Regions from separate parts of the Mus musculus genome. Here region 2 is linked to region 1. A link is a loop called in an ENCODE intact Hi-C map of the cell type or tissue named here. Cell type or tissue: gastrocnemius. All regions are shown on one strand. Links, peaks and the distances in the headings refer to the core of each region. The heading gives the core; the rest is flanking DNA. Region 1 overlaps Usp4 (ubiquitin specific peptidase 4 (proto-oncogene)). Region 2 overlaps Qrich1 (glutamine-rich 1).

The links. A loop is a pair of places that touch in the nucleus more often than their neighbours do. Peaks named below come from ENCODE experiments on the same cell type or tissue, not always from the same donor. Only the 100,000 strongest peaks of a DNase experiment are listed, where the experiment ranks them.
Region 2: a loop joins it to region 1, with 2.3 times the contacts of the local background. A loop is called at or near these places in 5 of 42 quality-filtered maps.

The regions. Positions count from the first base shown.
Region 1 is chr9:108,383,373-108,391,894 of GRCm38, reverse strand. Usp4 (ubiquitin specific peptidase 4 (proto-oncogene)) reads right to left here. Exons shown (of 22, transcript NM_011678.2): 17 at 7,740-7,810; 18 at 7,380-7,498; 19 at 6,939-7,088; 20 at 3,515-3,618; 21 at 827-915; 22 at 1-216. The coding sequence ends at 58. Among named protein-coding and RNA genes, the nearest start is that of 1700102P08Rik, 5.2 kb to the left of the region's middle. In gastrocnemius, for the core only: a CTCF peak has its summit at 4,843 (motif pointing left); no DNase peak of the experiment used is centred there; H3K4me3 peaks cover 286 bases; H3K27ac peaks cover 5,977 bases.
Region 2 is chr9:108,536,676-108,545,197 of GRCm38, reverse strand. It overlaps Qrich1 (glutamine-rich 1), which reads right to left. Exons shown (of 10, transcript NM_175143.5): 4 at 3,333-3,510; 5 at 2,612-2,766; 6 at 221-335. Among named protein-coding and RNA genes, the nearest start is that of Impdh2, 19 kb to the left of the region's middle. In gastrocnemius, for the core only: a CTCF peak has its summit at 5,144 (motif pointing left); no DNase peak of the experiment used is centred there.

The DNA of each region.
Region 1 (8,522 bases), core at 248-8,247:
TATTCTCCTGGGGGAGGATGCTGGTGTTGGGAGGGTGGCAGGGTCACAGAGGCCACATCAGTTGGTGTCCATGTTGTAAGCCTCCTCATCCCCCATGCCCTGGTGTGAGCTGCTCAGCTTCACCCCTCCATCAGAACCGGGGAAACTGCCGAGCGAAGATGTGCTGGAGCATTCGTCATCCCGACGCTGATAGAACAACACGTAGGCGGCTTTCGTCTAAAACACAAGGAATGGGGTCCATTCACTGATAATAAACTCACCCCACCCCTTTCCTAGCACCTGTGATCCCAGCAAGGCGAGGGGGGCCTGACAGGAGGATTCTTTTTCCAAGGTCAAGGCCAGCCTGGGCTTCAGAGTGAAACCCTATCTTAAAAAAAAAAAAAAGCAATCTTAAACTGAATGTGGGGATGGATATCTGTAATACCGGCACTCAAGAAGCAGAGGTAGGAGAATTACCCTAAGTTTGAGGCTACAAACTTACAAAATGAGTTTCAGAGCAGGCAGAGATATAGAGATACTATCTCAATAAACAAGCACACTCACTGAGTGACTGAGTGGACAGCTGTACTCTCGGGAACCTGCCACCTTTATTTATTAGCTGCTTCCTGATGCCCCTGCCATGGCTCTAGCAAATGCAGATAGATGCACTGTGATACCTCTAGGAAAACTGAGCTTCTCCGTTAGGAAAGATCTAGGATGAATGGCAGTCCCCTCTGCTCCACTCAGAGCCCTAGCAGATAAGGAGGTAACCGTCTGGCTTGAGGGAACCTTTTCGGTTGATTTGTTGAGAGCCCAGGGAGGAGCAGGCACCTGGGAAAGTACTCACCACTATCTGGTCCTCAGAGGCCAGGGACACACTGCTATCATCAAAGTAATACCATTTCCCGTTCAGTCTGTTCTTCGCATATGCAGTGTCTGCCAAGTTACAAACAAAATGCTCTAATGGCCACCAAAAAAAAAATAATCTTGTAACCTTATTAGGTTAGCACTAAATACTCGCACATACTCATACCCAAAATGTTAACACTAAAACTAAGAATAATGTATACCCAGTGTGGATCCACTCAGGAACCAGAGACAGAAGTACTACTCCCAAGTTCAAGGCCATCCTGGCCAAGTCTAGGTAGGTTGCACAGTGAAACCACATCTCAAAACAGAAAACCACCACCACCAGATTATAGAAATAATTTTTAAAATATGCACATACATATAAGTAATGATCATTTATAGTCGATAATTTATAGTTCTTTTTATTTCTTCCCCAGAGGTTAGGGGATCCAAACCCAGGGCCTTGTACTTGCTAGGCACACACTCTGCTGCTAAATAAATCCCCGGCCCCTATGGCTCATGGTTTTGTACATTTTGTTTGTTTTTGGCTTTTCAAAACACAGTTTCTCTGTGTCCCCCGGTGGTCCTGGAACTCAGAGATCCTCTGCCTCTGCCTCCCACAGAGATTAAAGGCGTGTGGCACTGCAGCCCAGTGGAAATAATTCACCATTTTTTCCAACCTGGGTCTTTCAGACAAACTTGAAAGGGTGAGCACAGGGTGTCCTATAATTTTGGGATGCTAATCAATAAAACCAGCCTACTTAATGTTAATATTTAAAATAATTTTAAATTTAATTTTTAAAAAAGATTTATTTATTATATATAAGTACAATATAGCTGTCTTCAGACATTCCAGAAAAGGGAGTCAGATCTTGTTACAGATGGTTGTGAGCCACCATATGGTTGCTGGGATTTGAACTCGAGACCTTCGGAAGAGCAGTCAGTGCTCTTACCCGCTGAGCCATCTCACCAGCCCTTAAATTTAATTTTAAAAGCTGTGTGTGTGTGTGTGTGTACACGTGCCATGGTATTTGTGTGTGGAGGTTAACGCTGTGGGGTGAGTTCTCTCCCTCTACTTTTTTAGAGTTCTTGGAATTGAACTCAGGTCACCAGGCTTGTGTGGCCAGGATCTTTACCTGCTGAGCCACCTTGTCACGCTAGTGTGTATTTCTGAAACTCTGTGGACCACACTGGCCCTGAACTCAGATCCACCTGCTTCTGCCTCCCGAGTGCTGGAATTAACCGCAGATGCCACCACACTCAGACTTGTCTATTTTTAAATAAAGATTTATTATTTGATTACATGGAGGGTACTGACAGGTGTCACAGAGTTCCAGGCAGTTGTGAGCCACCTGACCTAGGTCCTGGGAATTAGCTCAGGTCCTGTAAAGAACAGTGATCCACTACTGAGCTTTCTCCCCAGCTGCCCTGGTGTCTATTTAATGACTGTGATCAGTGCTGGAGACATAACACAAGGAAAGGGCATGCGCCTGAGATTTTCATCTGAATCTCTAACATAGATGGCCACGAGTATAATCCAGAGCCACAGAAGGACTCAGAGAGCTGACGCTGCTAAAATTAAAAAAAACAAAACCAAAGCAGAAGGCTCCACCCCCATCTCCACAGAACACCCGGTGCCTGTGGAGCCAGCAGGGGCGCTTTGGTCAGGAAGGCAGTGCTCCCTGGTCTGCAGAGCTGGGTGTGCACATTTTCTTCTCTCCACAGCTGTGACTGAACCTCTGGAGTGGATGGGGCTGCAGGTGAAGCTTGGCGGCCACACTACTTACCTAGGATGCACAAGGCTCTAAGTCCCATCCCAGCACTGGGGAGTGAAACAATGCCCCTAAAGCAGGTTCAGGTGTAACTAAAACACAGTTTTAGTGAACCTAAATGTTATAGAAATTCTGGGTAATAGAGAAAAGAAAAAAACGTACTATTTTCCCAGATATGGAGATGTGTACCTGTATCTTAGCACTTAGGTGCCTAGGGTGGAAAGAACGTGGGTTCAGGACCATCGAGGCCTACCTAGCAAGTCACAAGCCTGCCTGGTCTGGATGTGAGGCTCTGTCTCAAAACCAAACCAAAAGTAAACTCATTTTGGCATCTCTCCTTCCCTTGCATTTTCTCCACGTTTTGGTTTTGCAGCGCTGCGATACTTCTGTGATTACAGTCACTAATTTTGTGTAGTTGGGTGAATTATTAGGGACGTCTCTTTAACATTAACTTTCTTTGGAAACGGTTAAGAATTCTTTTCCCGAGTACCTGAACCACAGTGCCCCGCTCGGAAACACTGGTCTACAGAGTGAGTCCCACGACAGCTGGGGTTACACAGAGAAACCCTGACTTGAAAAACCAAAATAAACAAAGAGAACAATGTTTTGTCATGTCCTGGCTCTAGTAGAGTTTCCAGAGTAACCCAGAGTGGCGGCTCACACTGTGCCAGGAAAGTAAGGCCACCCTGGCTGAGCTACATGGTGAGCCCCAGGCCAGCATAAGCGATCAGCAGGACTGTCTTGATCGTTACCACCACTGAGGAAGGTAGGGAGGAGAGAGGGGCTGGGAAAGCCCAAAGTCGGAGACTGAAAACAAGCCAGGTGCTACGTCAGGGCTGGCATCCAGGAAGAGGCTGAGGCACAGTAGGTAGGGCGTTTCCATACCTCAGAAGGAAGCAGATGCCAATACTTACAGTGACCAACCCCCATGGCTCCATAGTGATTGGACACAGCAATTAGGTCATAAACATAAGGCCTTGCTGACCGGTCACAGACAAACTCGGACATGTTCAGAGCTCTGAGTGAAAACATAATAGCCCATAAATATGGTAAATTCAAAAGGTCAGTGTAACCCAGCACCCCCCTCACCCCACAGAACACTAAACTATGCGAGAAGACTAGGCCAAGGCACAGTGATGGTTTGTGGGAGCAGAAACTGGGAGAAGGCTGTCATGGTGCTATCATACCATGAGGTTGAAGCGGGGTAAAAGATGCCAAAGAGGAATTCAGCATCTGCACGCGAAGGCTGAGACTAACCACAGTGCGAACAAGGCCATAGGAATTTAAATGTCAGACAGGCCCTGGAAACCTTTACTGTATTTTGAAATTTTCTTTTGTTAAGTTTCAAACCTGAGGCAAGCCACTGACATGACTGGTATCTATTGATTTTTCATGGTCAATGCAAGCCTCTAGGTCCCTTTAGTCCTTTCTCAAGGGCCCATTTAACCCTGAAAATTGCACGGCAGTCTAGAATAAATGTTTTGCCTGTTCACCCAGGGAGTGGCTGTTGCGGCTTCTTCCCTGTGCCCACGGCAGGGTCAGGGAAGCTCCCAGCCTCCCTGTGGACCTTAACTAGGATTAAAAGTTTTATAGGGCTTTAATTTAAAAATTGTAAATTTTAAGGCTTAACCTAAATGGATAAAGCTGCAAAATAGTGACCTTACATAAACTAACAGTTAAGAATAATTAAGACATGCAAGTTCATGGTCAGTCACCTTATAAATGATCAAATTCTTTAATGTGTTCAGAAGTATACTTGTAATCATGCTAAGTACTACAGTAATTATAGGAATAAGGTTCCTGCATGTTTTCAAAGTTAAGCAGAAAACAAGTGACCAGAGACAGAGTGTGTTTGTTTAGGTACAGTTAACAGGTGGTCCTCAAACACTTCAGAGATCTGCAGAATATGGTATTTAAAATGTTTAATAAGAAAAGTTTTTCATGACAGAGAGACAAGTCGGCTCCTAGCATCCTCCCAAGAAGATAATGGGCACAGAAGACCATCCCCCCAGGCTTACTCTAAATGCAGCAAAGCAGGCCACTGGGCCAAACACTGCCCTTCACCTTGACTGTTCACAGCAGTGTCCAAACTGTGGACAAGCAGGTCACTGAGGAGTCGACTCCCTCTTTGCCTAGACAAGTAGGCCAGTTCCCCCAAGCTCCTACTGTATAGGAAAGTCTGTCAGACCGTCTATGCCTGGTGGCTACAGAGCCATGCCGCCCTCCACTGACCACGGAGGAGCCTAGGGTGACCTGGATCTCTGTCACTTTTTAAATAGATTTGGAAGCTGCTTGGTCTATACTTCCTGCTTACTCAGGTGAAATTTATCTTTCTCAGGTCTCTGGTGCTGACCACAAGGCTCAGGGCAGATTTGTCAGTTTAACAGCAGCAGCCAAGGCTTCAGCTGTTCTCAGTTCTCTTCATGTGTACAAAATTCAGGCCTCATCTCCTAAGCTTCTAGCTGAGAAAGACAGTTTACCTTGCTGCCAGACTCTAAAACGGGGTAAACTCACAGAATAGGTCTCAAGTAAGCTCTTCCGCCCTTTCATGTAAAGAGCCCGCTTTACAGTGACTACTGTCAGGACTCAACCACCTGTGTCTCATAGAAAGTAACTGGGTAAGAACAAATTATTTCTGGGTGCTTAAGCTTTTATTATGACTGCAAGGTATGAGTCTGCTGCTCTCTCTACCATGTGGCTCTCAGTACAGATTACAAACAGTGGTTAACACTAACATACCTAAAACATCACTTTTTATAAACTTAAAAAAATAATTCTAGCCAGGCGTGGTGGCGCACGCCTTTAATCCCAGCACTCGGGAGGCAGAGGCAGGCAGATTTCTGAGTTCGAGGCCAGCCTGGTCTACAAAGTGAGCTTCAGGACAGCCAGGGCTACACAGAGAAACCCTGTCTTGAAAAAACCAATAATAATAATAATAATAATAATAATAATAATAATAACAATTCTTGGAAGCTTCAGGGAATCGCCTTGAATCGACCTCTCACAGGTCAAATGGACTCCAGATGGACTCAGTCAACAGCCTGTTTCCTCACCTGCCTGGTCCTGAGCCTGGGATCTCTCCTCTCCCCCTTTCCCTGGTCTTGGGACTTCCCGTTCCCAACTACTAGGACCACGGGCCTAAAAGTTTCTAATGCACACCTAAGAAAAAAATTTCCCCAAACTCCTTAGCTTTAGCTTCTACCCTTAATATGTATCTGCTTGAGCAGATTTCTAGTCAATTAAAGGCTGCAAATTGCTCCAACTGCTAACTGCATGTCCCTAGCCCCAGATGATCCTACAGAGACTGGAGAGCAAGAACCTGCTCTAACCTGACTAGGCTATCATTCCATCATTTTGTTTTTTGGTTTTTGGTTTTTTTTTTTTTTTTTTTGGTGTTTCGAGACAGGGTTTCTCTGTGTAGCCCTGGCTGTCCTGGAACTCACTCTGTGGACCAGGCTGGCCTCGAACTCAGAAATCTGCCTGCCTCTTCAAAGGAATAAGGGGAGTGACTCAATCGTGCATAATTACTTTCTGCTGACATTAGGGAATTGTTGTTGGGGGCCAAAAAACTGGATATGTTAGCATTACCTCTGTATTCTGCACTGAAATCCACACTGCAGAAAGAGCTGGGGACAAATTTTAGGAGTTGGTTCTCTGCTTCTACCCTGAGTCTGGGAACAAATCCAGGTCAGCAGGCTTGGGGGTCAAGGATTCTCAATGAGCTGCCTAGTCTCACCAGCCCATTATACAATTTTCAAAAATAAAGAAAAGGTAAAAAATAACAGTCAGGCTGAGGCACAGGCTTCAATCCCAGCACTCAGGGGGCTAAGACTGGCACTGAATGACAGAGTGAGTTCCAGGATTGCCCAGGCTGCACAGAGAAACTCTGTCTCAAAAAACCAAAACAAACAAACAAAAAAAGTAAACAAAATTTTAACTACAAAGGTGGCCTTAAACTCAATCAATGATCCTCCTGCCCGAGCAAGGAATTACAAGCATGCGACACCACACCCAGCTGAACATCAGCTCCCGCGGGTAGGCTAACCTGGTTGCCTCGCCCTGTTAATAAGAAACAGAACTGAGCCTGTGCTGTCCTGGCTGAAGCCAAGTTCCCTGACAGCAATGACGGCCAGGACAGGCCACAGACCAGTGTGAGGATACAAGCAGATCAGCAGTGACACAATCAGCAGGACTCTTCTAGTAGTGACTTTTCCCACGAGTAGGGGAAGGAAGGATTGCTCCACAAGTCACAAGTCAACCTCCCAGAGCCAAGTACTACAATCTAACTCCAGCATCTATCTTCTCACCTCCCTCCTCAGCACCTGTGCACACACCCACCTGACTGGGAACTCCACCACGGTGTCAAGTTTATCCCGCCAGTATCTGTTATAGGAGAAACGCTTGAGGTGAACCACCAGGATCTTGGGCAAAGACCACAAGTCAAACTTCTTTGTTGCCTGCTGGTGCTTCTTACAGGTGGGACAGTACCTAAAGACAGAAGAGACTTACTTAGCCAGGGCAGCAGGAGGTCACAAGGAGACCTTCCAGGCAGGACTCAACCCCAGGACTTATGAACAAACCCCTGCCTTCTCATCAGAGCAGTGGCTTTTCTCAGTCCAGCAAACAGTCGTCTCTCACACACAAATATTTACAGAACTGCTTAAGAAAAGATGACCTGTCCAGGCACAGGAGGAGGTTTCTGTGCACACAGGTGGTCCCAGCAAACCTCAGAGCCTAGGGTACATAGGTCCCCTGCTCAGAGCTCGGGGACTTGCATACCAGGGGTCATGCTCCCCAAGGGTCTCCATGGTGGTGAAGAGCTCGATGCACTCTCGCAGGGCTACTGCCGCCTTCTTCTTCTTCTGCGGCTGTGACATGCTCAGGTGCTTCTCACAGGCCTGCGGAGAGAAGCACTGAGTTCTGCTGTGAAGCCTCCTGGCGGCTCACGGGATGCTCAAGCTCTGCCTGGAATATACCGTGCTTTCTGCAGTCTCTGCACACAGAATGGCAGTCTTGGGTGCTTTTCATTTCAAGTCATAAGGAAAATTTAACTGTTGTCCAATCAATGAGATGAACATCAATGTATTTTCAGAGCAGAAGCCAGAACACAGCACTGACCACAAACCCCAAATGACATACCTCAGATTCTTGCTCATCAAAGTAAAGGCTTCGGGTCTCACTGTCCCAGTCAATGGCCAGTGTGGATCGAGCTGTGGAGGGGACCATAGTGTCACTCATTATGGAATGACCAACACCAGGAGAGGCTCTCCAAGTGAGAAGGGCCACACTCAGGCAGCAGCACCACACCTGCTCACCCACCACCAGCCACTGAGGAGAGCAATGCTAGAACCTGGGGCAGCCTTTTTGAATCTCAACCTCCCACAGCTTCAAAGTCTCCCCTAATATTACAGATAACCCCCAAAACCCAGAATCTGACAGGCGGATTTCTGAGTTTGAGGCCAGCCTGGTCTACAGAGTGAGTTCCAGGACAGCCAGAGCTACACAGAGAAACCATGTCTCGAAAAACAAAACAAAACAACAAAATAAAAATGTAAATGGGAGTGTAGATATGGCTCAGAGATTAAGAGCATTTTCTGCTCTTATAGAGTACCCAAGCTCAGCTCCCTACACCCACACAGTGGCTCACAGTAGTCTGTAGTTCTAGTTTCTGGGGATCTGACAACCTCTCCTGGGCTCTGTGAGCACGAGGCATGCATGTAGTAAGCTTACAGACAGGCAGCAATAAAAACTCAGATAAAAGACTGTGTAAAGGGAACCAGGAACTACAGTGAGTGCTAGAGCCTCTGCCTTGTATGTGCAAGTTCCTGAGGTCAGTCCTTAGTCTTGATAAATACATGAAACATTTAAAAAGCTGGAGGAGGCTGGAAAGATGGCTTGACAGCTAAGTGCCCTGTCTGCTCT
Region 2 (8,522 bases), core at 471-8,470, 150 kb before region 1:
GTGGAGGGCTGGAGAGACAGCTTGATGGTTAAAAAGCACTGGCTCTTCTTCCAAGGACCTAGATCAATTCCCAGAAATGACACGGCAGCTCACAGTTCTCTAACTCCAGTTTCAGGAGATCAGACCCCCTCCAACAGACAGATATACATGCAGGCAAAACACCAGTTCACATTATTAAAAGGAAAAGAAAAAAAAATTCAAAGACTAGGTAAACTCTTACCAAGTGGAGTGACCCGAGGCTGTACATCCTTCAGAACTTCATGTAGCCATTCGGTGAAACGAACATAGTAAAGATCAGAAAATATGTCATCTACTCTTCCATTTTCAAAAAGATACTAAAAGGAAAGTAATTAACAAATGTTATTTCCACAGCACACTTTAAATGACACAAGCAGATTCTTAAGTTACTGAGAGTGAGTCAACGCTGGACCTTTTGTAAATACTATTCCACATAAGCAAGTCATTGTAGCAAAAACCATGGGGAAGAGGGAGGTAGAGACACGGGTCAGCAGTTAAGAGCACTTACGGCTCGTAGAGAAGACCAAGGTTCAGTTCCCAACATCCACATTGCCACTACTGCATGTAGTTGTTCATGCCTACTCTCACACACACACACGAAATAAAATGACTCGTACATTATTAATAGGCAAGGGCATGTTCTTGTTAAGAGTACTATGCAAATACATGTAATTTTTAAACTTTTTAATTTTTTGAGACGGGATGTCACTATAACAACTTGGCTGGCCTGAAACTCACAAAATTAGAAAAAGCAGGAATTGAACTGAAAGATCTTTTTATTTTTTTTTGGTTTTTCGAGACAGGGTTTCTCTGTGTAGCTCTGGCTGTCCTGGAGCTCACTCTGTAGACCAGGCTGGCCTTGAACTCAGAAATCCGCCTGCCTCTGCCTCCCAAGTGCTGGGATTAAAGGCATGCGCCACCATGCCTGGCTTGAACTGAAAGATCTATCAGCCTTTGCACACCCCCCACCCGCACCCCCCATTCTGGGATTAAAGTCAGGGACTATTATGTCCAGCTTTAATTTTGTTTAGATTTATGCATGTGAATGTTTCTGCATATATGCCGGGTACCCTTGGATGTTAGAAGAAAGCACTTGATCTCCTAGAACAGAACTGAAAACAGGATATCTGTAAGAATAGTAAGTATTCTTAGCTGCTGTACCATCTCTCCAGCCCCAGCACATCCAAGTCTTTAATTTCCTTTTTGGTAAAGGAAGATTACAATACTACAGTAGCCTTCTATGAACAGAGACAGTACATAAGAACTCTGGGTTAGGATCAGAGGAAAAAGGAATGAAAGAGGCTGACTTCTCTCAGCAGTCCATAGTGAGTTCCAATAAACTAGCCTTCAACCATCATGCTGGGAAAGTTTTACTCTAGAGCCCCGCCCCCTTCTTTAAGATTTATTTATTATTATACATAAGTACACTGTAGCTGTCTTCAGACGGGCAGAAGAGGGCATCAGATCTCATTACTGGTGGTTGTGAGCTACCATGTGGTTGCTAGGATTTGAACTCAGGACCTTCAGAAGAGCAGTCAGTGCTCTTACCTGCTAAGCCACCTCACCAGCCCTACTCTAGAGCCTTAAGGTTTGAAGAAATCTACTTCTCCGACAAATTCTTGGTCTGCATTCTCCTCTGTTGTTAATCCTTCATCTCATGGCTCCCAAAAAACCAAGGGGATTTGTATACAACTTCAATCATATTCCTTCAAACAACTATTTTGTATTAATTAATGTAAGGTATAGCAAAACCTAAAAACCTACACTTGAGCACTACATTTTGAATAACTTAATAAAAACTAGGGCTGGTGAGATGGCTCAGCGGGTAAGAGCTCTTCCGAAGGTCCAAAGTTCAAATCCCAGCAACCACATGGTGGCTCACAACCACCGGTAATGAGATCTGATGCCCTCTTCTGGTGTTTCTGAAGACAGCTACAGTGTACTTACACATAATAAATAAATAAATCTTAAAAAAAAAAAAACTATATACATTAGCAAAATGTATTAAATAAATGCTTTGTAATTTAAGAAAAAGTTACTTTACATAATCGGCTCTGGGAATCAAATTCAGGTTACCAGGCTTGGTGAGCAAGTATTTTCATGGGCTGAGCCACCTCACTGGCCCTCATTAAATATATTTTAACTCATGGTTTTCTAGGTGGAATTATATGTATTTTTATATATTCTTTTCTAAAGTAAACATCTAAGCTTTTGTGAAAGGAAGGAAGGAAGGAAGGAAGGAAGGAAGGAAGAAAGGAAGGAAGGAAGGAAAAAAAGGCCGGCAATGGTGTATATCTTTAATCAAAGAACTTGAGAGGCAGAGGTGGGCTGATCTCTGGGTTCCAGGATAACTAGGGCTATGCAGAGAATGCCTGTCTCAAAACAAAACAAAACAAAAACCAACAAACAAACAAACAGCAGGATCTATGTAGCCTTGGCCAGCAGGAAGTCAGAGGTCAGTCAGCCTGCCTCTGCCCCATGTGCTGGGAGGAAAGCTGTGCCATGAATTCTTGTTATTTAAGTAAATTAGGCTAAAGTGAAAACATTCAATGGGAACCCAGTTCAAACATGTTCATGTGAAGATGTTTCCTACCTTCTGTATACACAGGAAAATGTAGTAGAGTACATCTGGGTCATAGGGTTCACCTTCTCCATTCCGAGCTTCTCGTGTCATTAAACAAAGGCCATAATTCAATTCAGCCACAGCAGAGGAGATCAGATCTTCCTGAAATCGTAGCAACTGTCGCCCTGCAACACAAGTCCTAAGGGTGAATGGGAGTCTTGGCAACAGTGATGTCCTAACTTGTTACTCACATTGTTAAAAGGAGGGTTCAGAGAGGATGTTGCCCACCAGTGTTCAGGCTAGGAATGTCCACTTACATCTGTGATCTGAACTTCCCTATTAATGCACTAACATACGCTATTACACCAACGGGTTTCTTTTCTGTAAGTAGAAATATGTAGAAAACCCCAGCAACCATGCTGTACTATGAGCAAATAAATGAACCCAAACAAAGACTGGTTTAAATACAACTCACTGGCACCTCCCAGGTCTTCCCAAAAGACATTTTTCTTTGGTGCCTTTCCTTGAAGCTAACTAAAAACATAGGGATCCAAAAATCTGGTCTTGGGCAATCCCATAAATCTTGCTCACTCATGATGTGAAGACTAGACACTGCTCATCATGACACAAAGTATACTTCCAAGTATATTCTCCAGTCCTTAAGGCCAGGGGTGCTACCTGCCTGCATTCTGTTTTACTTGTACTTACATTTTTGACACACCCCATCATCCTCTCCCTCCCAAACACTCACTCCCAATGGGGGCCAATCTGTTTTGAGCATCCTTTTCTAGTTCAGCATTCTTGGTCTGAGCCCAGTTTTTCCATACTTCAAGCCCTTCTTCTGGCTTCAAAGAATTTGGAAGCAAAAGCTCTGGTGAAGGCTGTGGTTGTGACTGTGGCTCAACTTCAGCAACCTGAACAGTCTGTGCCTATGAGAGGGAAATCATGAGAATTGTCAGTATTTTTCATTAGGACTTTTAGTAAAAATACCAGCAAATGAAACTTAACTGCTATTCAATTGGGAAAAACAAAAACAACAACCAAAACCAATTCTTGCTGTCCCGTTTTCATGCTTTGGAGAGTCTATCTGGCTCTGGGGACAACAGAAGCAGCAATGTAACTAAGCCAAAGCGGCACTCCTCAGCTCAGACTGCAACAGTTCTCTTTCCACTCTACGGTTCTGAGGGTCTGGATGGACTGAATTCAGGATGTCAGGCTTGGAACAAGTGCTGTTACTCACTAAGCCATCTTGTTAGCCCTCGATTCTCATTTCAAAACATCCATATAAATCCAGGGTGGCAATACATGATTGTACTACCAGTACTTTAGAGGCTGAGGCAGGGCACAGGGTCACCTCAAGTTTGAGACTAGCCTGAGATTTATGGCAAATCCAAGGCCAGCCAGGGCTTTAAGAAGGACTTGGTCTCAAAAAAAAAAAGAGCTGGGCAGTGGTCATGCCCATCTTTAGTCCCAGCACTCAGGAGGTAGAGGCAAGCAGATCTCTTTGAGTTTTAGTTCAAATTGAGTTCCAGGAGCTACAAAGAGAAACCCTATCTGGAAGTACCCCCACACCACATCCTGCCAAAACAGGTAAGAAAAAGAAACACACATAAAAGAAAACAAAAAAACCTACAACACCAATACTGCAAACTGCCCTAGAACCTTTCCAAAGAGCAGAAGCCAAGTCTCAAATCTTTTAAAACCTACTAAAGCAAGCCAGGCAGTGGTGGCACAAGCCTTTTAACTCCAGCACTTTGAGAGGTAATGGCAGTTGGATCTTTGTGAGTTCCAGGATAGCCAGGGATATACAGTAAAACTATCTAGAACAACAACAACAACAACAACAACAACAACACCCTAAGAAAATAGAGGTTTATTTTCAAACACTGCTTCAAAACTTCATTATGCAAATAAAACACTTATGCATTTTATAAAAATGTTTATAAAGTTACTGAACACATCTGGGTTGGAACCTGAGAAAGCTCTAGTCTCAAACTATGATCTGAGTGATCATCTATGAGGAGGACCGGAATCCACACCAGCAAGGCTAGAGCAGTAGGTGAGTACTTGGCTTGCAACTTATACAATACCCTAGAGGCAGTGTCCAGCACCTTAGGAAACTAGATATGACAGCTTCTCCAATCTGCAAAGCAAGAAGAGCAAACGTGGAGGCTGCAGAAGAAGCAGCAAAGGGTCACCCTGAACTAACAGCAAATTTCAGGAAAACCTCATCCAAAACAAGTTTTCCTGTTGAGGTGGGAATGATACACGCCTATCATCCCAGCATGGGGGAGTCTAGGGAGAGAGGAGCAGCCTATGATAGAACAACCATTTACAAAGACAAGACAAATAGTGAAGACACTGTTGCCATCGTAAAATCAAAGGAAAAGACTTCAGAATCTTCATGGATGATTTTCTAGATTATAAGATCCTTGTATTGGGCTGGAAAGATGGCTCAACAGTTAACAGCACTGACTGCTCTTCCAGCAATCCTGAGAGTTCGATTCTCAGCAACCACATGGTGGCTCACAACCATTTGTAATGGGGTCTGGTGCCCTCTTCTGGTGTGTCTAAAGAGAACAATGGTAGTGTACTCATATGCATCAAACAAACAAAACTTTTTTCCTCTTGGTTTTTCGAGATAGGGTTTCTCTGTGTAGTCCTGGCTGTCCTGGAACTCTCTGTAGGCCAGGCTGGCCTTGAACTCAGAAATCTGCCTGCCTCTGCCTCCCAAATGCTGGGATTAAAAGCATGCACCACCATTGCCTGACATAAGTCTTTTTTTTTTTTTTTTTTTTTTTTTTTAAGATTTATTTATTTATTTATATGTAAGTACACTGTAGCTGTCTTCAAACACTCCAGAAGAGGAAGTCAGATCTCGTTACGGATGATTGTGAGCCACCATGTGGTTGCTGGGATTTGAACTCCGGACCTTCGGAAGAGCAGTCTGTAAGAGCAGTCGGGTGCTCTTACCCACTGAGCCATCTCACCAGCCCCTGACATAAGTCTTTTAAAAAAAAAAAAATCCTATTTTTTTCATAGGTTTAGACTGACCTTAAACTCTTGATCCTCCTGCTTCAGCCTCCTAAGTGGTTCTGAAACTACAGGCATGTGACACCATACTAGCTTAAAGTTCAAACAATATTCTCACTCCTAAGAACATAATCCATTAACACACACACACACACACACACACACGCACCCCAATAGTTTCTCTGTATAGCTCTGGCTATCCTGGAACTCACTCTGTAGACCAGGCTGGTCTCCAACTCAGAGATTCACCTGCCTCTGTCTAAGGCGCAAGGATTAAAAAGTTATGTGCCACCAATCCCAAATCCTAACTGGGGTGTGTGTATTGGGGAGTGGGGGGTGGGGGAGAAGTAAGGAGGAAGAGGAGGAGGAGGAGGAGAGAAGAGAGTGTGTGAGTGTGACTGAAGTCTCTCTCTATAGTCCTGGTTATCCCTTGACTCAGTACTTAGAACAAACAGACTGGCTTTTACTCCCAGAGGTCCTCCTGTGTCTGCCTTCTGAGTACTGGGGTTAAAATTATGCACCACTATGTCTGGCCTTTCTTTAGGCCTCTTAGAACTATCAGACACACACATAGTGTGTGAGCAGACATGCATGTAGGCAAGACACCCATACATATAAAATAAAATTTAAAAAGAACAAAGAGGTGCTGGGGAGATGACCTAGCACCCACAAAAAGATGCCAGGTATGGCCAAGAATGTCTATAACTTCAACTGTGGGCCAGGAGACAGAAAAATCCTAGGAACTCATTGGTGATCATACTAGCCCAAAATAATGAACTTTACGGTCAGTGAGAGAACCTGTCTCAGGGGAATAAAACTTAAGTGAGTAGAACCACTATTCTTTGTCCTCCTAACACGTGCACATGGGTATAGGTATCCACAGACACACAAATCTTTTGAATATGACTTTGGTCCTAGCACTTCAGGAGGCAGAAGCAGGCAGATCTTTGAGTTCAAGGCTAGCCTGGTCTACAGAATGAAGAGCAACACAAAGAAACCCCATCTTGACATCTCCCCCCCAAAAAGAAGAAAAAAAAAGAGAAAAACAATTTCTTTTGGAAAAATATTCAGAAAGAAAAAACAGAATAAAAAACAGAATAGAACATGATAGTTTATTAGCCAGTAATTCATTAATCACTACTTAGTATTTTTTTTAACTTTTTTTTTCTTTTTTCTTTTTTTTTTGGTTTTTCAAGACAGGGTTTCTCTGTGTAGCCCTGGCTGTCCTGGAACTCAGAAATCTGCCTGCCTCTGCCTCCTAAGTGCTGGGATTAAAGGTGAGCGCCACCACCACCTGGCGTTAACTTTTCGTTTTGTGTAATGTATATGCATACCACCAAGCTACATATTCAGCTCTATTATAGTTTGAAAAGAAAGAAATCAAGTTTATTTCCATGGCTGTCTTGCACACTCAACCCTTTCTGTGTTCTGTTTTTATTCTATTCTTTTTTTTTTGAGCATGTTTTAAATTTTATTTCACTTTCTGGACAACAGATATAAACACTGTTTTGGAAAACACAAATTTGTTTAGAAGCAGTTGTTTATCTATCTCAAAAGTTCCAGTTTCTATGGAAGACCTCACAAGCCAAAGTACATAGTCAAGTGCAAAGCAAGAAGAAAATGGCATTCAGTAGAGTCTCCAGGCCTTTTCCATGAGCTCATCTGGGTGGTCCCTGGGAGTAGGTGGTTGGAGTGAGGCTTTCCTTTATTACTGGACCTGGGCCACCATCACCTGAGAGTCTGTACACTCTCCGTTCTCAAGCTTGGGCCAAGAAATCTCACAGCAACTGATTCCTTTGTGTGGTCTCTTCACAGTGTCCTTCCCATCAATTTTCCCCTACAGTTGGCTGCATAATGTGTTAGCTCAAGTTAGGATGTATAGATGCAGAGACATGATAATGGAGAACAATTCACGGTGTCTCCATGCTCTCTGCCATCCAAAAAGCGATTTCGCTATATTTATACATGTGTCAGTAAAATATCAAATGTTACTTCTAGTTCTGGTAAATATGTCTGATGTGTGTTTTATATGAATCTTTTTTCAAAAAAACTTTATTTATTTATTTATTTATTTTTGGTTTTTCAAGACAGGGTTTCTCTGTGTAGCCCTGGCTGTCCTGGAACTCAGAAATTCGCCTGCCTCTGCTTCCCAAGTACTGTGATTAAAGGCGTGCGCCACCACTGCCTGGCTGTATGAGACTACTTGAATGTAGCATAACTAGACCAGCCTAGTCTACAGAGCAAGTTACAGGACAGCCAGGGATAAACAGGAAAACAAACAAACAAACAAACAAACAAAACTCCACCTGTTTTGAGAAACCAAAATCAAAACAAACCAAAACAAAACTAATGAGGTAGGAGGGGTCAGTAACACCAGAAGGCAATAGATGCCATGGAACCCAAGTTATAGACAGTTCTGAACCACCGTGTACGAGCTGAGAAACAAATCCAGGTCCTCTGGAAAAGCAGCCAGCGCTCTTAACTGCTGAGCCAGCCATCTCTGCAGTCCCTTTTCTGTCTGTGTATTTTGTACGTACACATGTTAGTAAGTGCTCTTGAAGGCCAAAGAGGGTCCGTTTGTGTAGCTGGAGTTGTAAGCCACACAATGAGGGTGCTAAGAATTGGACTCTGTAGAAGGGCAGCAAGTGCTCTTAATTGCTGAGTTATCTCTCTAACCCTATCTTTATTTTTAAAGACAAGGTCTCATGTACTGTGCAATGGTCTAGAACTCATATGTAGCTAACAATGACCTTGACCTTAGCCTCCTGCCTCCCTTGTTCTAACTGCTATGGTTTCAGGTGTGCTCTACCACACCCAGGATCCTTTCTGTGTTTTCTAACATTTCATTTCTTTCTCTTTCTTTCTTTCTTTCTTTCTTTCTTTCTTTCTTTTTTGGTAAGGTTTATTT